3 separate regions of the Mus musculus genome follow, and regions 1 and 2 are each linked to region 3. A link is a loop called in an ENCODE intact Hi-C map of the cell type or tissue named here. Cell type or tissue: left cerebral cortex. All regions are shown on one strand.

What was found. A loop is a pair of places that touch in the nucleus more often than their neighbours do. Peaks named below come from ENCODE experiments on the same cell type or tissue, not always from the same donor. Only the 100,000 strongest peaks of a DNase experiment are listed, where the experiment ranks them.
Region 1: it touches region 3 in a loop (10-fold over the local background); 3 of 42 quality-filtered maps call a loop at or near these places.
Region 2: a loop joins it to region 3, with 2.7 times the contacts of the local background. A loop is called at or near these places in 3 of 42 quality-filtered maps.

What each region holds. Positions count from the first base shown.
Region 1 is chr13:16,652,382-16,660,381 of GRCm38, forward strand. No RefSeq gene overlaps it. Among named protein-coding and RNA genes, the nearest start is that of Gm31711, 400 kb to the left of the region's middle. In left cerebral cortex, no CTCF peak of the experiment used is centred here; DNase peaks (open chromatin) are centred at 3,920, 6,941 and 7,702; H3K27ac peaks cover 968 bases.
Region 2 is chr13:16,540,028-16,548,027 of GRCm38, forward strand. No RefSeq gene overlaps it. Among named protein-coding and RNA genes, the nearest start is that of Gm31711, 280 kb to the left of the region's middle. In left cerebral cortex, no CTCF peak of the experiment used is centred here; DNase peaks (open chromatin) are centred at 3,106, 3,502 and 3,959; H3K27ac peaks cover 727 bases.
Region 3 is chr13:16,350,511-16,358,510 of GRCm38, forward strand. No RefSeq gene overlaps it. Among named protein-coding and RNA genes, the nearest start is that of Gm31711, 93 kb to the left of the region's middle. In left cerebral cortex, no CTCF peak of the experiment used is centred here; DNase peaks (open chromatin) are centred at 4,971, 5,401 and 5,965.

The DNA of each region.
Region 1 (8,000 bases), 300 kb after region 3:
TTATAAATTATGATCACATCCAGTTCAGAGTCATTGTGTGGATTACATACAATATTTTCTAAACTTAAAAGCCAGTTTCTCGGACACAGGTTTAATACTAATTTATTTTAGAATAAACCTGTCTGCCCTATAGAATGTCAGAGTTGATCCAGAAATAGTGACTGAAAGGCCGGTATTGTTTGCGACCTACCAAATATTGATTTATTGATAATTCTTAACTAGTATAATATAATTTGCCACAAAATATTTTTAATAAAAATAATACCATAAAAAGAAGCTCTTGCAAAATCCACTGTTCATAGGACACTAGCCACTTACACAAACAATTCATGCATGTTACCGTGATTGGTAACATATTTCTATAAAAATATGGGCGTGGGTCTTACTGTGGTGCACTGTAGACATAGAATATAGCAAGGATGTGTTATCATATGGACAAGGATAGGCTGGCATACAAGTGCCTGCTGGGAAATTCTCCACTTTAATCTCAGAATTCAGATACCCCTCACCCACCATCAGTTGTCCTTGGAAAAAGCTTTAATTCAACCTGAGATAATGTCTATGTTTTTCCCCATAATTAGTCATCCTTGAGTGGAACAGCAAAGAGTCCTTCTCAAAATTCTACTAAAGAAGCTCTTCCTGAGACCTTTGAGCTTGGAACCAGAAAGAGAAAAATCCAACCCTTGTTCTTTCTCATGGTAAATTTTAAACAAGTAAGCTAGCATACTAGGGGTTTGCTAACTTGACAACACATAGAGTCAACACTTTGCATCTGATTGGATCTCTACTTAGTTGTTTAATAACCTACTGTTTGTAAACCAGTTCTTGCCATTGTCCCTATACAAATTTGCCTCCCCTATAGGCTGAGAAGTGTGCTTGTTTAGGCATTCCCCTGCTATATTCTAGGCCCAAAATTTATAATTTCTCTGGCTACAAATCAGAAATGTTACATCATTGTAGTTTACCCTCTGCTTTCCAGTTAAATGGGGTATCACCAATGAAACCCATCCACTTATGATAGATCATTTCAGAAACTATGTAGATGAGCAAAACAGTCTGCACATGAATACTGCATTTTTCTGGAACAAATTTTCCTCTTAGGAGTAAGTGATGACAGGTGATAAGGATCTCCCTTGATCACTTGTAAAAGTCGACAGTACAGAACTTTTTAAAAAGACATTAAGCACCTTTCATCCCATGTTTACTGTCAAGACAGAATTCATGCCAGACAGGCAGGATTACTTCCTTGTATAACCTAATGCTATCATCAGACAGAAAACTAGTCTATAAGAATGGCTTTTCTTCATATGTACACATTATCAAGAGCCAGATATTTAATTTCTTTTTATATATAACCCTAAAAAATACAACTATATTTATAGTTTCATATACTGAAACCTTTGCTAAATTGTACATGTATATATGAATCTATGTGATACATTAGTATATAAATGTATTTTGCAATGAGAATTAATAATTACATGGAAAAAATACATGACCTCTGGCAAATATTAGGCAATGTTATTTATACTAGGGCATTTGCTTGTTGGTTTTGATATAAATGCCTATTGAATGAAGAGATTTCTTTCTGCTTCCCTCATTTGCCTTTCTAGGCAAGCAGCAAGCAATGAAATGAGGAAAGATGGTTTCAAAACATAAAACCTGTTCCTTGTGTAGATAAGGCTTAAAGAACATAAACAGATGGGTTTCTCCCACAGGACAGGTCATCATACCATTGGGGGAAAATGAGTTGGCTGCTGAGTTAAGAAGCAATGAAGTCATTGCTATGCACATAATTAAAATGTGATATTTCAAGAGGAGTAAATCCAAGCAGAAGAAAAGAAAAAAATCACAGCCAATACACTCTATGGTTGTGACTTTGAATTAATGTGTGCCTGGATGTAGAAGAAGCTAAGTAAACAAATGTTAGTCATCAAAAAGTAGGAATATAGCAGCATTTCTAATTTAAAGGTCTTACTCTCAGGATCTACTCCAAAGGCAAAACTCTATTTTTGATAAGCTCACTTGAAATGTACTCTATTAACACCTGGATTTAGGATATGCAGAAGAGCATTACATACACTATTCCAGTGCTTAGAAGAAGCCCTGGTCAGAATGTAATGAATCAGCCAATGCTGAAGAAATGGTTCTGGGTTCTACCTTGTCATTTTTGGAGGCACAGCTTTTGAATCTTTATCTGAGTTATATAGTAGACCAGTTCAGGAAAGAAACAGTTCTTGTCATGACTATAATTCAACTTCTTTCAAGGTAGAATTGAGTCTAGATAAAGAGAATGGTATAGGTTTTGAACAATGGACGCTGTCCCCTTTCTGTCCAGAAAACTGTCTAGTGAGAAGAAAACAGCAGATGCACAAGCAACTGTCATCTTGGGTAAAAGAGATCCTTTTCTTGGGACCATATCCGTTACATGTTTACAGTTCCTCTTAGACTATATCTATATGATGACAGCCTTTCTGGTGAAAACTGAGAAATTCAGTTGCAAATGTGAATGCTACAAAATGTGTGGCTATTTGGCAACAGGCGGATCAAACATCTGGATCTTTGACTCAGTTTTTTCATTTTCACCCAATATTTTCATATCGTGAAAAACACCAATTAAAAAAAGAAGCCAATCTGGTGTTTTGGCTTTCTTACTAGCCAAATTGTATCTCAAATGGTTAGTCCAATTGATTGTGCTGCTTTGGATGGCCAAAATGAACAGATCAACATAAAAATAGTTGGTGGAGTGACTGTTCTGATCTTGCTTGATCAATATGGTGGTATTATAAACTCTAACTCATACATGCTGTGCAAATGCAGATTTCTGACATCACAGAATCCAGTAAACCATGAGAGAGTAGATGGTTTTCATTCTTTTCTTTTCAGATAAAGACAGACACCCAATTCAGATGATTTGCTTTGGAAAGCCCAACAAGCTCAGTTCATGTCTATTTTCTACAGGAATTTGGGGTTCCTTGCTAAGTAGTATATCAAAATGAGCAAGTAAGAACAAAGCTACACATGCGTATTCACAGAGAGCAGCTACTACAGTTTACTTTTGAGAATTCACACAAAGAGAGTACTGCAACACTAAAGGAGAGGTAAATTAAATAAAAACAGAAGAGAAATTAAGAGACATGCTACCAAATCTAGCCTTACCATGCATGACAGCAAGCTTACAAGTATTCTAATGCTGCAGAAAAAAGCACACATTGGGAAGGATGTCAACCAATGTTAAGAAACCAACAGCACTTTATTTTAGAAAGAAACCAACAGCACTTTATTTTAGAAAGTCGACATATAAAGTCGAGGATATGAAACCTCGACATTCTGATACTTTTTGTTTTTTTCTTTCATTTTTCTTCCTTTTCTTTCTTTTTGTAAAATTTCACATAAGTAAAAGATGTACTTATAATTGGTGGAAGCACTACTGAAGAAACACATTGCTTTTTGGAAATATCAAATGACCTGATACTGTTTTAAGAAGAAATGCAAATATTTATCTGAATAAACTAACTTCTTATACAGTTCTTTCTCTTACAGACTACTTAAGCCCACAAATACTATTGGAGGCCCATATCGTGGGTTCCATATGATGAAGATTCTACAGAAGCCTTCAGGGAGGCTACATTTTTACTCTGGCAATGAGTCTGAGGCTATGGATAGATTAAAAAAGAAAAAATACTAAGTCAAAGAATAAATTTGAAATAATATTTAAGGAAAATTATTTTTTTCCATGTATTTTTAAATTTTGCAGCTTTCAAAATAACCCAGCATACAGTACCCCTCACACTGACTGACTCATCCCCATGTCCACACACTTTCTTTAAAAACAGAAAAATCATTTTTGAAAATGATCAAAACATAACATTTTGCTGGAACAGATGCCTTGCCTGTGCTCCGTGCCACATTTTTGTAGTATTTAAAATGAACGTTTCAGTTTTAAACAGCTAGTGACTAATCACAGTTGGGGAGGAGAGGAAAGGCCTGGTGGAGGCAAAGTCAGGCTTCCCCAGTAACACATGTGTGAAAAGAACCAGGCTGCTTCAGTCCTGTGTACACGGAAGACTTCTCGCTGGGCTATCTTTCTCAAGCCTGGCTGGAGTTCAAGGGAAGGTGGTAATTTTTAATATATGATACTGATAAATCCTTCTAAGGATATATTCTTCATTTTATCTTTGCAAACCTTCCTGTGTCCCAAGCTTTCTTTTAAGTGCCCTAAGAATATCTTTATAAGCTACTCTCCAAACTACAACTTAAACAATATCTTTATACCCTTTCAGCATTACATATGAGCAGCACACTCTCTTAAAGTCAGACTCATTTGGAGGATAAGGTAGTTGGTGACTCAAAGTATCCTCAAGTTTCTGTCTAAAAATATTAGGTATCATTTTCCCTTTTGTAGTGTTTTCCATATAAGTTGGCTTAATACTGGATGAACTAGTTTGGTGAGGCTCTTGGGAGACCAGTGAGCTATGATCTCTTTACTCCTAATTAGAGGCACACATCAGTGCTTTTGCTTTCTGGCCTTCAGTTCTTGGAGGTGGCTGAGAGTTAGTACAGTGGCAGTTCTCGGCCTACCTCACTTCCAACTCTCTGTCTAGGTTTCTGAATGCTGGGTGAAGGCTGAGCAGACACTGGAAGGATCATTTACCGCACGTTTTATAGGTCACTAAAACTTGCTTGGGTATTGTAGACACCCTAACAATTTACAATAACAAAAATATTATTACTTTTATTATTAAATATTATATTTTAAAATGTTTTTTTCTATTCTTAACATGTATGCAGACTTTTTATAAGGTATGAACACCTGAATTTCTTTTGACTCAGTGAAGGCAATCACATTCTGTGCCTTCCCATTCTCAATGGAAACTGTGGGACTCATGAAGAACTATTTTTAGATAAATATATTTCTAATTTGAAATATTCTATATGTGTAAGGTGATAATGATAACAAATCAGCCCCCGCCCCCCAGGTTTTATAAATTACTAATTAACTATCTGGTTAATGGTGGTTAATGTAGATAAAAGTGAGTCCAGGACTGTCATTTCACGATCCATAGTGTTTTACTTTCTGGTGCAATACAGTCATTTGACATCCTGCCCTGAAGGGTATGGATGATATCACATCTGCACTCTTTATCAGAGGCTCAATCACACATCATGTAATGGTATTTTTTTTTCTTCAGAAAGAACTCATAGTTCACACCTTCAGAAAAGTATGGTGAATGAATAGAATGCTGTAGCAGGCATGGGAACTCGCAGGGGCTCGGTATATACATTCCTGTGTCTTTAGATCATCTGGTTTATCATCCTTCTGGAAAGTACCATTTAGTGGATCTATATTACCTAAGACATTCTTTCTTCCTCCTTAATGGATGACACTTACAAATGGAGGCAGAGTTTCATTTCATGATAGAATCTTGGAATGGAAAAACATGAAAAACAATCGAAGCAGAAACTGCTTAATTCTATCATACCCAGTGTCATTCCAAAATGTTATAAAACTAATACATTATTAGAAATGAGTTGCAATTTAGCTTGTATTCATTTTCATTATAGAAAAAAATGTAAGGGACTTGCTTGTGTTCTGTGGATGAGGGAGCCGGAAGGAGAAAAACTGCCTACCTGTCTCTGATGGAACTTGAAATGTTATTGAGAGTTGCTGGTACAAAACAATTATCCCATCAAATTAAGGGGGAAAATATTATTGTTAAATTGTGAGACGTGAAATGGTATCTGAGAGTATTGTATATAATTTAGGATTTTTTGTGAATTTCTAGAGAATAAACAGTTTGTGGGATTAAAAAATAGATCACTGACAGGACTGGAAATCCTTATAATATTTTCTTCTTATTGATGATGTGTATCTTTATTAATTTCTATAAGTGTAGATAAGTATTTAGGGTCTTGGTATATTATGCATTAGTACCAGGGAGAAAGTTGAATATTTCCAGCAGTTGCCATGGGACCAGAAAGGCCTAAGAAACTTGTGTAATGGTAAAAACAGTGTGTTGGGAAGTAGAAGAGAATGAGGTTGGAAGGATGGAGACCCTTTATTGTGGAAATTAAAAAGGTGGGTCAGAGCAATGTGGAATGCAGCACAGAGAGTGTAGAGCTGGGGGGGAGGGGTGTAACCAGAGCTTGATATAACACTCTAGTTAGAAACATCTTTAAAATTCATTTTTTCCCAGACAACCAAGGCTAATTTGCTATTGACTCAGTAATGACTTGATGCAGCCTATCATTTACCACATTCAACAGACATAGGTTTTAGTGAAGACACTTCTTAAATAACCTCCTTTGAAATCAAAGTTTTAGTGTCATTTAGGGTGCTATAAGGAGCACCACAGAGCACCTTAACGCACTTCTTAAATAATAACAAAGCATTTAGGCATTAGTATTATGAAGAGCCTCTTACATTAGAGCATATCACCAATGATCAATGGAGCACTGAATCTTGGGGATTTCTGTAAGTGTTCAGGTGGGAAGAGGGAGGTCATGGTTGCATTTGGACTACTGAGATCAATGAAGCTGAAAACATCCTTATTGTAGGATTTCTTAGAGTCGTAGGTACTCCAGTATCCATTGTGAACAACCATGGTAGTACTCTAGAAGAGGATATTTACAGCAGGGTATGACCATGGCCTTCTGCCTTCAGGCAGCATCTCTTCTTAGGTGCACAAATTGCAGTGTGATTTCATATATAATGGTGATCTAAATACAATACACTGTAAAGGAATATACATGTACAATTTCCTTCAAATGAAATTGATTTCATAACTAGTAAGAATTCGAGTTATTCTTTTTCTAATTGTCTTTGGCTTTAAGGCTTGTCAGAATTCGGCTCATTAAATTCATCATCTCTTCTTATGAGGGAGCGTTGAGGACAACTTCACTGGAGTGGCTCACCCACACACAGCCCCCAAATCAGGCTGTTCATCATCCGACTGTTTTTTTCTTCAAGCACACAAAGAAGGTATTTTCTCCTGGGTAGGGGCTTCCCCTGACCTCCCACCCACCTCTGTTAGGTTGAAAGTCATCCCCAAAGAAATGTGTCATTCTTGGAACAGAACATCCTTCAGTAAAGGCTCACTGAGTAATCATTCAGCTAGACGTATAAATCTACCCGAGGGTCGGAAAAACCCACAGTTAAAGAGAATAATGGGTAAAGCCTTGCGTTCCAGGATATTAAAAATAGACATAAGCACAGAAGTGGTTTGCTGCTGTGAAACAAAGGGAATTCTTCAAAATACAATATGAAACTAGTCAATAAACTCCCACCTGGGGCATGATTAACTCTTTAGTCACTCAAGGAGGTCATCTCTCCCTCTTACTCAGGGTAGGATGGTAGTTAATATACCCTGAGCCATTTCCTGTTGGCTTCATAATGCTGATGGTAAACACAAGCTTTCCTTTCTGCCTTTCTTTATTCCCTTATCCCCTCCTTTGTGTGAGTATAATGTTGACCCTGCAACAGACATTACATAAAAAAAAAAAATTATGGGAACTCTGAATTCTCTCCTGAGTCATAACATCCTACCTGAAGCCAGACAGGCCTGGCCCAGGGAATAACGCTGACACCAGCCTAGCTCTATAGGTTGGAACTGAGCAGAGAGCTGTCCTTGTTGCAGAGGCTGGCGGGGAGGTTTCTGCTGGGTGGGCTAGGCACAGGTCCAACAGTGATCAACATGTTCTCGTCACGATTCAGGCAGCCGCCTGGCACTAGGGGAATCCAAGCTGGATCCACCCAACAGGTGGGCAGTGACTTGCTCAGAAAATCAGTCTGTCTAGGGACTTGCTTATCTAAAAGGCAGATTATACAAATGCTAAGAACTTTGGCTTCTAGTCTGATGCTGACTCGGTTTGACTGTGAGACTGTGGTCAAGTTATTCAAACAGATGTGATTATGACTTTTCAACGGAAGGCTTGAAATAAGAATAATCTGTAACACTTTCAGTACTCACTGTATGCTAAACAACTCTTTTTAATCCAGT
Region 2 (8,000 bases), 190 kb after region 3:
ACCAAGTAACCCTATTAAAAAACAATGTCCAGAGCAAAATAAAAAATTTTCAACCGAGGAATATCAAATGGCCGAGAAGCACCTAACAAAATGTTCAATATCCTTAGTTATCTGGGAAATGCATACCAAAATTACCCTGAGATTCCACTTCATACAAGTCAGAATGGTTATGATCAGAACCTCAGATGACAGAAGATGCTGGCTAGGATGTGGAGAAAGAGGAACACTCCTCCATTTTTGGTAGGAGTGCAAATTGGTGCAACCACTCTGGAAGTCAGTCTGGAGGCTCCTCACAACATTGGACATAGTACTACCTATGGACGCAGCTATACCACTCCTGGTCATATACTCAAATATGCTCCAATATATAACAAGGACACATGCTCCACTATGTTCATGGCAGCCTTATTTATAATAGCCAGACACTGGAAAGACCTCAGATGTCCTTCAACAGAGGAATTGAGACAGAAAATGTAGTACATTTACACAATAGAGTACTACTCAGCTATTAAAAACAATGACTTCATGCAATTCTTAGGCAAATGAATGGAATGAGAAAATAGGAATGAGAAAATATCATGCTGAGCAAGGTAAGCAGTCACAATGGAGCACACAAGGTTTGGGCTCACTGGTAAGTGGATATTTGCCCAAAAGCCCAGAATACCCAAGACACAATTCACAGACCAAATGAAGTTTGAGAAGGAGGAAGACCAAAGTGTGGATGCTTCAGTTCTTCTTAGAAGGGGAAAACAATACTCAAGGGAGTAAATACTGGGACAAAATGTGAAGCAGAGACTAAAGAGAGTCCATCCAGAAACTGTCCCACTTGTGGCATCCCACATACAGATACCAAACCCATACACTACAGTGGAGGCCAAGAAGTATTTGCTGACAGGAGCCTGATACAGCTATCTCCTGAGAGGCTCTGCCAGAGCCTGACATATACAGATGCTCATATCCAACCATTGGACTGAGCAATGTGTCCCCAATGGTTGAGTTAGAGGAAGGACTGAAGAAGTTGATGGGGTTTGCAACAAATAGGAAAACAATATCAACCAACCAGACACCCTGTAGGTCCCAGGGAGTAAACCACCAACCCAAGAGTACACATGAAGCGACCCATGGCTATATACACATATGTAGAAGAGTATAGCCTTTTAGGACATCAATGGGAGGAGAGACCCTTGGTCCTTGAAAAGCTAGATGCTCCAATGTTAGGGAATGCCAGGATATGGAGGTGGGAGTGTGTAGGTTTGTGGTGTAGTACCTTCATAGAAGCAGAGGGAGGGAAGATGGGAAAGGATGTTTCTGGAGGGGAAACTGGTAAAGGGTATAACATTTGAAATGTAAATAAGTAAAATATCCAATAAAAAAGAAAAGAAACCTAAAAAAGGAATGTTTTCATGACTATGTTAAAATTATATTACACAATAATCTCAAATATTCAGGATATCAAAATCCTGCAATGAATTTAGAATTATTACAGATGGGATACTAAATTTCACCTTTAAGAGTAACTGAGCTAGATATGGTAGCGTGGACCTGTAATCCCAGCCACTTGAAAGGTTAAGGCAATCAATCACTATGTGTTCAAGGATAGCCTGAATACTATAACTAAACCTATCTGAGAAAATTTTAAAGTTAAAAAACTAAAAGTAAAGACCTGAATGTTACTGTCTTAATTACTGTTCTATTACTGTGAAGATACACCATGATCATTATGAGATAAGGCATTTAGTTGGGGAATAGATTAATGTTTCTGAGAATGAATCCATGACTATCACGTTGGGAATCAGGGCATCAGAAGGCAGGGATGGCATTGGAACAGTTGATGAGAGCTTACATCTTATACGGAAGCACATGAGACAGAAAGTAGTGGGGAGAAGAGGAGAGGGGTGGCTACTGGGAATGCTGTGGACTTCTGAGACCTCCAAGTCCACAACTCCTCCAAAGTGTATGAGTTAAAATGGTGGCCTTGGACCATTCGGTGACGCGGGATATGGGAGTTTTGATTGTGTGTACCCTATGCCAACGCCAAGTGGATGTCAGGCTGTGAGAAGTTGCAGGACCCTGTTCTGGGGTGGGGGAGCACAGTCTGGGGTCCTGGAGACTGCCAGAATTGGCTCGGGGTTCCCAAGCCTGTGCAGTGGATGGGGACAGTTGGTTCGCTGACTCTTGGGCATCCCAGACGCTGCTGGATGCCATGGAAGAAATGAGAATGGAGTGGATCTTCCTGGGGCCAAAGGGAAACTGGGGAGTAGAAAACTCTGGCTGAATCTCTCAAGGAGGAGAGTGTCCTTGGCTTGGTCAGTGGGCAGCTTGGACTCAGGAGTCCATGGCTGGGAGCACAGAGAGGCCTCGTCTGGGAGATTAGACGTGGCTCTTCAGAGGAAAACCTGCTCCATTGTTCCCCACAGTGGATCCCGAGAAGAAGAGGCAGTCCACGATTTTAAAGCGTTTATTATCATGGTGGAGAGTTGTGATGAGTGAAACTGTACCCTACTTTCTCAGGGTGGGCCTGAGGTTAAATACCTTTTACAGGGAGCAGTGTCTAGGAAGAAGAACTTAATTGACTAAGCCCTTCAAGTCTTTAGGTACCTCATTAAAATGGAGATCTGTGGTCATGTTCTGCCTACTGTCCCTTGTAGGATCACCTACTGAGAGTTTTAAACCAGAGTTTTAAACCTAACTCAACCAGAAACCAGGCTGCCTTTAACTGTCCCACAAAAGGGCACACCTCCTAATCCTTCCCAAACAGTTTCACCAAGTAGGAACCAACATTCATACATAGAAGCCTATGGATTCCATTCCCATTCAAACCACCGCAGTATCTTAATGGTAGAGCACTGCCTTAGCATTTGGGAGGCTCAAAAAGCCAATCAGTAGGTAAGTAAATAACCCAAACAGAACAAAACAAACAGCTTAGTGTTTTCAAATTGAGGATTGCACTGGAGTCTTTCCTCTTTGCTAAAACACTTGGAAGAAAAGCTTAAGGTAGGCAGGGTGTATTTTGGTTCAAGACTTTAAAATTTCAGACCATGATTGCAATCAGACTCTGTGTTACAGCTGAGTCATACAGTGGGAGAATGGAAAGCTAGTTGTTCACATGTTATGGGTCAGGAAGCAGAAAATAGTATCAGGGCCAGAGTCATGCTGTAACAGTCAGATGCACAATCATAGAAACAAATTTTGACTAGCTTCCCCAGCTTCCCCAGATAGCACTAGCTGATGAGAAAAAAGTCCTCAGAGGAGCCCTTGAAGGATATTTCTGATCAAAGGCTTAAGAAACACCTACTAAGGGTCAGCCTCTAAATACTTGACTGTTTCATTTTATATATTACATTTTCAAACTGAAAAAGGGAGGTGCTATGGACGAGAGGTTACAATTCCAATTTCTGGAAGAAAAAAAAATATTCACAAAAAGCTGGGCAGAAATCCAAATCCAAACCCTATCCATCATTAGCTTCCCAAAGCTTTCCCAGGTCCATCTCCATTTGGTAAAATGGATAGAACAAAATGTCCACCTAGTTATGACCCTCAAACCAGAAAGATGGGAAAGACAAAAATAAAGGGAAAGAGGGAAGGTAGTATAGAGGGCAAGGTGGGCATCTGGGAACAGATTTCACAAAAATAGAAATGCAATTAAGTTGATGTCTTCCAAAATGGTCTGGACTCACACACCTACAACCCTGCCTGTTCTGGCTTATCTCATTAAATGCCTGGTTATGGATGGGCAGGCTTGCCATCTGTTTAAATAATAGTTTTCTGTTCTCCACGAGGACTACAGTGCTGGAGTCAATTAAAGCATCCTTTCCACAGCTATCCATCTCCCTCTCAGCAGGAGCTCTGATATGCAGGACCATCCTGCCACCTCCACACTGGCGTCTGCTCCCAGCGAGAGTCTCCCTGCCTTCCCATCTAACCTCCCCTCCAGAGGTAAACCTTCCTGGCCATGATGCAGGCTATGTGAGTATGAACACCCACTCACAAAGGAACAGAAGACAGATTAGGAAAAGTTCCAGCACTTTTCTTCTTGGCAATCCCAGAGCGACGGATGTGACTTCCTGTGAATTCTAACCATAAGCTATTTTCAAAACTCAGTTTTAAATTAGTGGGCAATGATGGAGTTTCTTTCAAAAGTGGCATCTTTAAAGCTAGATCTGGACAAGGAGGCATGGAGTTGCCCCTCTGACAGAAGGAAAGGGATGAAGGATGAACCAACAGGGACGATCGGTGAGGTGGCAGAAGCATGTGCTAGGGGGATTATAGGCATTACTTATGTGGGGAAAGACAGGCTTTCAGGCTATTTTAAATCAGGAAAACATACCAAGGTGTTTGAGATAACAATTTGTATTTATTTACTCAAGAAGCCACTAGTTTTAATAGCCTAATAATCAATGTATGTAATTCTTATCGCCATCTGATAAAGATGTTATTTTTCTGATTCTGTTTTATAAATGGAAAAAAAAGTAACAAGGCTTAGAATTTGATTGACCTACTTGATGTGCTGAAGGAATAAATCTGCAGTCTTTCTTCAGATTGTTCTCAGTTGAATAATCAATAATGGATTGGACCAGGACACTTTCAGAAGTATAATGCTGAGCTCTGGAGAATTACTCTAGGATTTAGGGTTGTGCTGGGCAAACTGGAATATATAACCTTCCTGATCAAACTGTTTTCTTAATAAATAAGATTTTTAAATGTGTCTTAAAGTCTTTTGAGAAAATAAACCACAGGAATGCACATAGATATATGATGACAGAATTTATTGTGGAAATTTTCTGATGGTTGGGAAACCCTGCTGCTAAGATCAAAACCTGACATTACCAGAAAGCCCTGAGCTTGGTGCAAAATGGTGAACTCCCTTTGTCTTTAGGGATTTCTCTTCTCTACCTGGGAATCCTGGATGCTACCCTGACTACCTGAGGAACATCCGGCAAACATCTGGCAAAGCTGCACCTGAGATCCCTGGAATGCCTCCCCATGCTAATGAGGCATCGCAATAGCTTAGCCTTCGGCCCAGCCTAGATTTTCTCACCCACGTCCACAAAACTATGTAACCCTTGGTTCACACAGAATAAAGTATATGCACACAAGCTGTTTTGTTGAATACTGTCTGAGAGAGCTGTTTCACTGAACATCCTCTAAAAGAGCTGCAACATTCAAGAGATGTCACACTGAGATATCCGGGACAAACTTCTGCCCCAGTCCCTAGCTCTACTCCCATGGACCATGGAACTCAGTTCAGCTCCATTCTTCCCTGTTTGGTGTACTGCAGCACCTGGACACCACAAGGAAAGAAGCAGAAAAGTGGAGCCACAGCTGATAAAATTATGGATGCTGAGAAATCTCAGATTGGAGAGTACTGAGTGGTTCACAAGACTGGACATCATGGAAGCTGATGATGTAACTCCTAGTATGAGGCCTAACCACTAAGAAATGGGTCCCATTCTTCGGCCAGGAAGGCCCAAGAACTTAGAGCCCTTATATCACAGGACAGAAGAGGATAAATAGATGTCACAGCTCCAAAAGAGAGTGTGGACTCATTTGCCCTGAGTGCTCTGTAATTGCCAGCACTGACAAGCACTTAGCCACACTGATAAGGATGAGTTTCTTTAATTTCTTTGCTAATCCAACTGTGTATCTCCTCCAGGAATGTCTTCAGACAAACCCAGAAACAGTAGTTTACTGTCCCTCTATTCCTTAACCCACCCAGAAGATGAGTAAAATTAAGCTATTACACTGCATGTGACAATGCCTTGGAGTACTGAGATGAGGAAGAACACACTTTGGCCCCATTTATGTGGTTTCAGAGAAAAAGCATTTTTGACTCCACAAATATATGTGTGTGCAAGTTGGTTTATGTATTCTTCGTGATACATGCTAATTGGGAAGAAAGAGCATCAGTTTAAAAAATGCCCCCACCAAACTTGCCCATGGTGGGGATTTTTGGATTAGTGGTTGATCTGGGAGAGACAAGGCCTTTGAGGCATTGGCTTGCCATGGTAAGTCTCTTTATATCTGGGGGTATGTATGAAATCATGCTGAGCATATCATGAGGATCGAGCCAGAAGCTTCACTTCTTCACAGCCTTTGTATCAGTTTCTGCCTCTGGTTCCTGACCTGTCTGAGTTATTGCCTTGATTTCCATCAGTGATAAACTGTGATGTGGAGCTTCAAGCTGAAATCACTTTCTCCCCATTACTTTTGTTCATTTTGTTTTATGATAGTAATAGAAATCCCAACTAAAAAAGAAATTAATACCAATAATTTGGATTGCTGAGACCTGACCCTGTGTTTTGGGGAGAATTATAGTGGTAATTTGAGCTATGGGTTATAAAAGCTACTGAGTGCTCAGTGCTTAGTGCTCAGAGGATTGTTTTGCAGGATCTTGAGAGAGAATACTGAGAGAAATTCAGACAAAAGAGGCCTGGCTTATGATATTCAGAGGGAAACAAAAACTCTACTTGGGCCATTCATATGTAATTTTAAATTAAGAATCTAACCAGGTGTGGTGGCAAATGTTTTTAATGTGTGGTGGGAGCCAGAGGTAGGTAGAGCTGGGAGATCAAGGCCAACCTGGTCTATCTAGTGAGTTCAGGATATCTGGGGCTAAATAGACAGGGTCTCAAAAATGAGCAAGCATATACAGACAGACAGACAGACAGACAGACAGACAGACAGACAGACAGAATCTGTGGCTGGTCAGCTGTAGCTGAAAACAGTCCTAGAATGTCTACAGGTCAATGTGCAACCCAGTTACAGCAGGGGAGACCCATATATTGTTAGATGCTAATATCATGGAACAACCACCAAGAATAACAGTAGTTATGGAGTGAAACCAACCCAAGTCTATTATAAACCACAGACGTGCTGCAATCAAGCCCTTTAGATCCTACACAACTGGGAATCCCAGAAGTCTGATGTTATACAGCTGGACTTTAGGTTTTTTTAATTGTATTGTGACTAGGTCCTAGATTCCTCTCTTGAAAAAAAAATATTAACTTGATTTTTATTTTAAAGGATAACAATTGGAAGACTTTGAAATTTTCAAGAGATTTGAGAATGTTGGTGAGACTTTAGATATTTTTACATGCTTTGATCTTTAATTAAATAATAAATAATAGATAATTAAAGAGACTGAACATATAGTGTTTGAATTTTTAAACAATATGGGACTTTTAAAAATTAGAATGTTTATATTACCATATTAATATAACGTGAGACTGTGGGGATGAAAAGAAAAGGAAAGGTTATAGTTTAACAGTGACATAGTTGTGGTAAAATGTTGCGCCCACCTCGACCAGCAAGGAAGACACAACACGGTCGGATTCTTCTCAATAGCCTTTATTGCAGGAATGCCTTGATGCTGCTACACGGGGACCCTGGGAACCCAGGGAGGTCTGCTTATATACTCTCAGCCCCCACCCACTCACGGCAGGCCACGTCACCTCACCAGGCATGCAGCTTCAGCCAATCAGGGCGGCAGGGGCATGTCTCCACCAAATATGGACTTGTTTACACCGCCAGCTTCCTGGTGCACCTGTGCAGCTCTCACGATGGTTGTGGCTTATTTTCAGGTGTATGGGGAAGTCAGTTGTAAGTCATAAGACTTAGCTGCAGTCCCGGGCACCATCTTGGGACTGCTGCCACACCCGCTCCTCACATTAAAAGTTGACAATGGATCAAATTTTTTTGTCATCCACTTGACACAGATTTGGAGTCATTTGGGACAAGAGTACCTCTACTGAGAAAATGCCTGAATGTGATTGGCATTGAATATGGGGAATTTTATGGTATTTAGTGATTGATGTGTGAAGGCCCAGGACATTGTAGGGAGTTCTGGGGTGCATAAGAAAGTAGGAAGGGTAAGCCACATAGAATATGCCACTAAGCAGCTTTCCTCCATGGTCTCTCTCTCTCTCTCTCTCTCTCTCTCTGTCTGTCTGTCTGTCTCTCTCTCTCTGCCTGTCTCTCTGTCTCTGTCTCTCTGACTCTGT
Region 3 (8,000 bases):
TTTTCTAAATCAAGTGGACATGAGCAGGAGCCAGCAACTGGTTCCTTCAATCCCAAACACTTCAGAATAAACAAAAATTGCATATGGTCAATAAAATTTAAAATATCTTATTGGAATATTTACTTGTTCTGATAAAATGTCTATTATCTTGTAGATTTTTAATTACCTTAATGAAGTATTTTTCTTTAATACATAAAATATCTTATACATGTACTTTAATTCACTTTTCACATTTTAGGTTTTGAAGATCTTTTTAAGTTACACATAATCAACACATATTCAGTACTGAAACAAATATTTAAATTCACTTGATACTTTTATTTTGTCCATGTATCCAACCATCAAATGCCAGCATTCTTAGTGAAATTCTAATAATGTTACAATTATTCTATTACTACTACTTCTACTACTACTACTACTGCTACTACTATACTACTATTCTAATAGAATTACTATTATATTATTACCAAAGCAAATACCTTCTACAACCTTACTGATATTCCAAATTTAATTTATTCAAATAAGGAATTAACTGATTATGATGAACTTACACCCTGGACTGTGAATCTACTCCCAAGAGGTGTTGTAAGCTAATGATGTTGTTAATCTTGTTTGTTGTTCTTATTAAGGAATCAGAACAACAATACATTTTTATTAAGCCTCTGAACTCTTTTTCTTCCTGTCCATTCCCAAGCCTGATATAATAACTGGGATATATATTTATTTATTTATATAAATATAAATATAAGTGTATATATAATACATTTTGCATAACTGAATAAATACAACAGACACCATAACACTTCCTATTATTGATTCTGATTATCAATCTGAATCCATGTCTATACCAAGCTTATTGCCTGAATGCATATGGAATGAGTGCAACTGTTTGCTGCCTCCCCCATGCCCGACTCCCAGCAGTGCTGAAGCACTAACCTTTGAAGGTGTGATGGTGTGCTTATTTGTAAAGGAATCCTTATTAATGTAATTATGCTAAAATGGTAACATGAGGCCATTCAGGAGTGAGGCAGGAACTGAACCTAACAGTGTCCTTGTAAGACAAGCATACAGTAGGCAAAGAGATAGAGAAAGGAGGGTGGTTATGTGTTGATGACTGGAGTGAAATAGCTTTAGAACAAGTCAGGCTGAAGAAAGCCAAAGAAGGTCAAGTAGGGCTTAGGATGCCAAGATGGCTGACATCCCAGTGATATAGGGGTAAGAAGGGACAGCCTATGCTGAGTGTCGTGCCTGTTTCTGGGCTGTGTGAGGGGAAGGATAGTCAACCTCAGGACAAAGAACAAACATTTGCCAGCTGTCAAAGAAGCAGCAAGAGCTACAAAAGAAACACACCTCCCAGTGTCTTGGATGAAAGCTATGGCTTTTGACAGTCAGAGCCTAGAATAAGATGAAATCTGAAATAAAGGTAGAAAGAAGCCCTTAAAAATTACCACAACAACCAGAAACAGCTGGTTTGACAGTGCTTCCTTGACTGGTCTTCAGCTTCACCTTAGTGCATGCCATCATTCAACCAATCAAAGCCAAGATAATTTGTCAATAAGCTGGGGCATGCTTGAGGCTTCCCCATCTTGTTTCTACAAAACTCTATGCAAGAATAAGGTATCTCCCTGAAAGTTCCTGCAGCAAGACTCAGAGTTGAAGCTTCCTGCAGCTGAAGTTTCTGCCCCAGGCAGGGAATTCTTTAGCTCCAGCTTCCAGGGCTCAGCTAGTGACTACAGGAGAAAAGAGTCACACCTGTCTCAGCTACCAGGAGCCTATGCTTTTCTCTTGAAGGACTGGTTTTGACTGGCATGATAAAGCCCTCCGGGATTATAGTACAGCAATACTATCTTAGTATTGCTAACTTCTTAGTAATGCCTGCTGAAGATGGGCAGCCTCAATACAACCTCTCTCAATTGACTTCTTGTCATCAAGGTCCTTAGTTCTTATTCTCCTCTTGAAAGGGCTATTTCCATGGGAAAAATATTTATTTTTCTTTTTATGATGTCTTATGTTCATTCCATTCTTGAAAGGAGGATAGACATAAACAAGTTGGAGACAAGAGACAACCATTTCAAGGATATCAGCTTACATACATACCATTGTTGGCAAGCACACCCATGTATACCTATGCACATGCATGCACAAACACATATGCACCCCCACACACCTTATTACTATTCACATTTAATTTAATAGTCATTCATTTATGTGTATATATGCATATGTAAGATTTTACACATATGCTTACAAACATAACTATATTTTACTCAGCTTACAAAAATATCCTATTTTAAAAATTCAATGCTTTTCAAACTTTATTCATGAAAAGCCATCTTGATTGTCATATCTATGCCTAAATTAGTAGTGTTATATGATTACTATAAATAATTGTCATATGGAGGAGTGTTCTTCTTTCTCCACATCCTCGCTAGCATCTACTGTCAACTGAGTTTTTGATCGTAGCCATTCTGACTAGTGTGAGGTGGAATCTCAGGGTTGTTTGATTTACATTTCCCTGATATCTAAGGATGTCGAACACTTCTTTAGGTGCTTCTTGGGCATTTGAGATTCCTCAGTTTTCCCCTCTGATTTATTTTTTTCTTTGTTTAGCTCTGTACCCCATTTTTAATAGGGTTATTTGTTTCTCTAGAGTCTAACTTCTTGAGTTCTTTGTATATATTGGATATTAGTCTTCTATCGAATGTATGGTTGTAAAAATCTTTTCCCACTCTGAAGGTTGCCATTTTGTTCTATTGACAGTGTCCTTTGCCTTACAGAAGCTTATTATTATTATTATTATTAAAAAACCCTCATATTGTAAAGTCAGAACTTAACTACTTATGGAAGGAATGGGCTGTCTAAATAAAAAACTGCTGATACTAATTTAGGTGAATAAACAAAGCTAGTTAAATTACGCATCCTCACTTTCTGATTTATAATCTCCTTGCTGCTGTGACAAGCCCATGCAGCATGAATTTCTTGAATGCCATGACACCTGTGAATAGACTCAGAATGTTAGATGTATACTTTAAGGGTAAGAGAACTATGAAACTTTTAAAGTTATGGCTAAAGTTGGAAAGCATTCTTACATTGTTTCACACTCAAGTTCTTGAAAAGCACTGCCTTGCCGGGCGGTGGTGGCACACGCCTTTAATCCCAGCACTTGGGAGGCAGAGGCAGGCAGATTTCTGAGTTCAAGGCCAGCCTGGTCTACAAAGTGAGTTCCAGGACAGCCAGGGCCTACACAGAGAAACCCTGTCTCAAAAAAACCCAAACAAACAAACAAACAAACAAAAGAGCACTTCCTTAATTAAAATAGATGGATATAAATGTTACTTCAGGGGGCTGATGAGATGGCTCAGCAGGTAAGAGCACCCGACTGCTCTTCCGAAGATCCTGAGTTCAAATCCCAGCAACCACATGGTGGCTCACAACCATCCGTAACGAGATCTGACTCCCTCTTCTGGGGTGTCTAAAGACAGCTAAGGTGTACTTACATAGAATAAATAAATAAATAAATAAATAAATAAATAAATCTTTTAAATAAATAAATCTTTTAAATAAATAAATCTTTTAAATAAATAAATAGACAAACAAACAAATAAATAAATGTTACTTCATGTCAGTTATAGTTGTATTTGGAAATTTATGTGAGGTATAGGTGACTCAATATATTCTAGACACTTGCTGCTGTACAAGTATGTTTTGTATACAAAACACTGCACAAAACAAACTTTTATTAACTCTTCTGCTGCCAAGGTCCTTGGTGTGTGTGTGTATGTGTGTGTGTATTATGAATGTTTTCTATTTTGTACATGAAAAGAGTTCAGATTCATTTGATGACTACAGTCTGTACTGTACTTCATGAATTATGTAATATTCATGGATCAATATATACCACTTCAAATATTTTGACTACTATAAACCCTAATACATATGCATATTGCCCAAGTAATTGAAATACAGTTTTGTTAAACAATTTCAACTTTAAATGTATTTTTTACAGTTTTATAAGTTTTTAGAGAATATCATATACACTTTGATCATATCACACTTTTTCCAAATATCTCCCTGATTTATCAAATTGTATTCTTTTTTCAAAGTCAATCCAGTCCAATTTGTGCTGCCTGTATACTCCTGGATGTATGGCAGTCAATAAGTAGAGACTACATTTGAACCCTTTGGTTTAGGAAACGACTTTCAGAACAGGATCCCAGTAGCATAGGCATATGATCAGCATTTAATAAACAGAATTTCATGAAACTAAAATGCTTCTTACAGCAACGGACAACATCATTCTAGTGAAGAGGTGGTTGTCATTTAAACCAAAGGGCTTATATATGGGTATGTACATATTTTGTGAAGCTTCTATAGTAGTAGTCTTCCATGTGACAATTTCAAAATGTCTTTAGAGTTAGTTACTCCTCTCTGTATTCCATCTACCCAGCCTTCCTATGCCTTATCTCAATTTAAGCCTTTATTGTCCTTTTAGTCCCCATTAATCCTTATCATATTGTATTTATCTCCCCTTTGTGAAAGCACTATGGGCATTCCAGATGAAACACAAATATATGAAGAGTCAAAGGTAATATCCACAAATAAGAAAAGACATGCTACACTTGTCTTCTGGGTCTGGGCTACTGCACTCACAATAATTATTCCCGGTTCCATCCATTTAGCTGTAAATTTCATAACTCCATTTTTCTTAATAGCTAAATGCTAGTTCATTTTGTAAAAGTACCAGATGTTCGTTATCCATTCATCAGTTGGTGAACATTAAGATTGTTCCCATTTCCTCGTTATTGTGAACAGAGTAACAACAGACTTAGATGATCAAGATATCTCCTTAGTAACATGTAGAGTCCTTTGGGCATATGCTTAATAGTGCTATAGCTAGATCATGTGGCAGGTCTATTTCTAGCTTTTTGAGGAACCTCCAGACTGATTTCCATAGTGGCTTCACTAGTTTTTGCACTCCCACAAGCAGTGAATAAGTGTATGTCTTTTCTCTACATCCACGCCAGTATTTGTAGTCATTTGTTTTTGGATCTTAGCCATTCTGAATGGGGTAAGATAAAATCTAAAAGTAGTTCTAATTTGCATTTCCCTGATGGTTAAGGATTCTGAACATTTTTAAAAATGTTTCTCAGCCATTTGTATTTCATCTTTTGAGAACTCCCTGTTTAGCTACATGTCCCATTTTTTAATTGGATTGTTTGTTTTCTCAGTATTTAGATTTTTACTTTTGTATGTACTAGATACTAACCCTTTGTCAGATGTATAGCTCTAAAGCTTTTTCCCCATTCTGTCTGCAACTCTTCACTGAAATAATGGCATCATTTTGCTGTTCAGTATCTTCTTATGAGGTTTCATTTACTAAGTGTTGGTCTTATGCCTGTGCTTCAGGGGTTCTTGTTCAGAAAGTCCTTACCTATGCAGATGAGTTCAAGTGTATTCTCTACTTTTCCCTCTATCCGATTCAGTGTGTGGTCTTGGGTTGAGGTTCTTGGCCCATTTGGAATCCACTTTTGTGCATGCTGACTGAAAATTTGGGAGTTTCATTATGCTATATATTGTTATCCAGTTGGACCAGCATGACTTGTTGGAGATAATGTCTCTTCTCTGATGGGCAGTTTTGGCTTCTTTGTCAAAATCTAGGTGGCTGTAGAAGAATGGGATTATGTGTGGGTACTCAATTCTATTCCAGTGATCAATATGTCTACTTTTATGCTATTATCATAGTGTTTTTATTACTATGCCTGAATAATTTAACCCAAAATCTGGTCTGATGATCCCTGTTGCAGTTTCACTTGTTTCATTAATTTACTTGTGTTTAATTGTTCAGTGTTGTTCCCAATAAATGGATTTTTGTGTTTCCATATTGTGTTGGCTTTGAATGAAAAATGTCTTCATAGTCTTGGGCATTTAAATACGTGTTCACCAGTTGGTGGTACTATTTTTATAAGTGTAGGTGGTGCAGACTTGCTGGTTGAAGTGCTTCACTGGGGGAAAGGTTTTGGTAGTAAATATCCTTAACTGATTCTAGTTTGCTCTCTATCCCTCATGCTTGAAGTTCAAAACATGAACCCCCTCCTTTCTGTACCTCCTGCTGTGTCTGTCACTGGCTGTCATGATTCCCTGCCATGATAATCTTATTCTTCTGAGTCCATACAATCATTTTTCTCTATAGAATGCCCTCATTATAGTGTTTTATCACAAAACACAAAGTTAACTAACACAAATATAATTTAATATTTGTTTGATTATTTTGGAGAATTACATCAGAATTTTGAGGGGGATCGATTTAAATCTGTAGATTGCTATTGGCATGATGGTCATTTTAGCAATATTCATCCTATGGATCCATTAGTGTGGGAAGAGTTTCTATCTTTCAATGTCTTCTTCCGTTTCTTTTGTCAGTGTCTTAAAGTTTTCATTGTACAAGTCTTTCACTTCCTCAGTTTTCTTTCAAGTTATCTCTTAGGCTATTGTGAATGGTGATGTTTCCTTGGTCCTCTCTCAGCGTGTTCATCATTTGTGCATAAGATCTGATCTTTTGTGCATTAATTTTGTATTTTGCTACATGGCTAAATGCGTTCACCGGCTATTGAGGTTTTCTGGTAGGATTTTTAGGGTCTTCTATGTACAGAATTGACTTATCTACAGATAAAAATACTTTAATTCCTTCCTTTCCTAAAAAGATTCCCTTCATCTCCTTCACTCATCCTACTGCTTTAGCTATGCCTTCAAGTACTATATTGAACTAAGTGTGGAAGTTTTGATGTTCCTGCCTTATTTCTGGTTTTAGTAGAAATTCGGATTTTCTTCATTTAGGATGATGTTGGCTGTGTGCTTACTGCATATTGACTTCTTTATGTTGTGATATGTTCCTTTTGTTCTAAAATTCTCTATCATGAAGATATTTTAAGTTATGTCACAGGTCCTTTCTGTATTAAGTAACATAGTAATGCGGTGTCCACCTTTGAGTATATTTACAAGGTTGTTTATGTTTACTGATTTGTGAATGCTGAACAATTCTTGCATCTCTGTAATGATGTCAGAGATGAATACTTGATCATGGTGAGTAGTCTTTTGAGGTGTACTTGTATTCAGCTTTCAGGTATTTTATTGGTTATCTTTGCCTTCATTTTCATTAGAGATATTGACCTAGACTTTTCTTTTTATATTGGATCTTTACTCTGGTTTTGATATCAAGACTATATTAGTTTCATAAAATTAATTTGGATTTAAAAACGTTTTGCAGAATAACTTGAGGAGTTTTGATGTTTATTTTCCTTTTAGGTCTTGTTGAATTCTGTACCAAAACCATATGGTCCTAGGAATTTTTTTTCTTGGTATACTTTTAGTTACTGTTCTGTCTTACTGGGTACCATAGTTTTATTTAATCTATTAATTTATCTTGGTTTATCTTTAATATATCATAATTATAGAAACCCATATACTTAGATTCTTTAACTAAGAATCAGAGGACTTTAACTTTTAAAATATAACCTTATGACTTTCTGAATACCTTCAGTATTTGTTTTAATTCCCCTCTTTGTGTCTTTGTTTTTAGAAATACATATCTTCTCTGTCTCTCTCTTTTGGATATTTTGAATGAAAGTTTATCAAACTTGTAAATTTTTTAAAAAAAATTATTAATTTTATTGATTTTTAAAAAAGATTAGTTTGTTAATTTCAGCTCTGATTTGGACTCTCTGTTTTGGGAAATGTTGTTTTTTTCTTTTTCCCCCAAAGCTTTCAGTTATATCATGTGGTTGTTAATTTGCTATTTGAGACATATCTCATTTTTCCTCTTATATGTACATATTTGGTGGTATAAGTTTTCCTTGCAAGACTAACTTTAGGGTATCTTGAAGATTTGGGGTGTTTTGTTTTTTCATTTTCTCTCTATTGTAGAAGATTTTAATTTTTTAAACTGATTTCTCCCCTTAGTCCAAGCCAGTTATCTTCAGTAGTGTATCATTAGTTTCATTGAG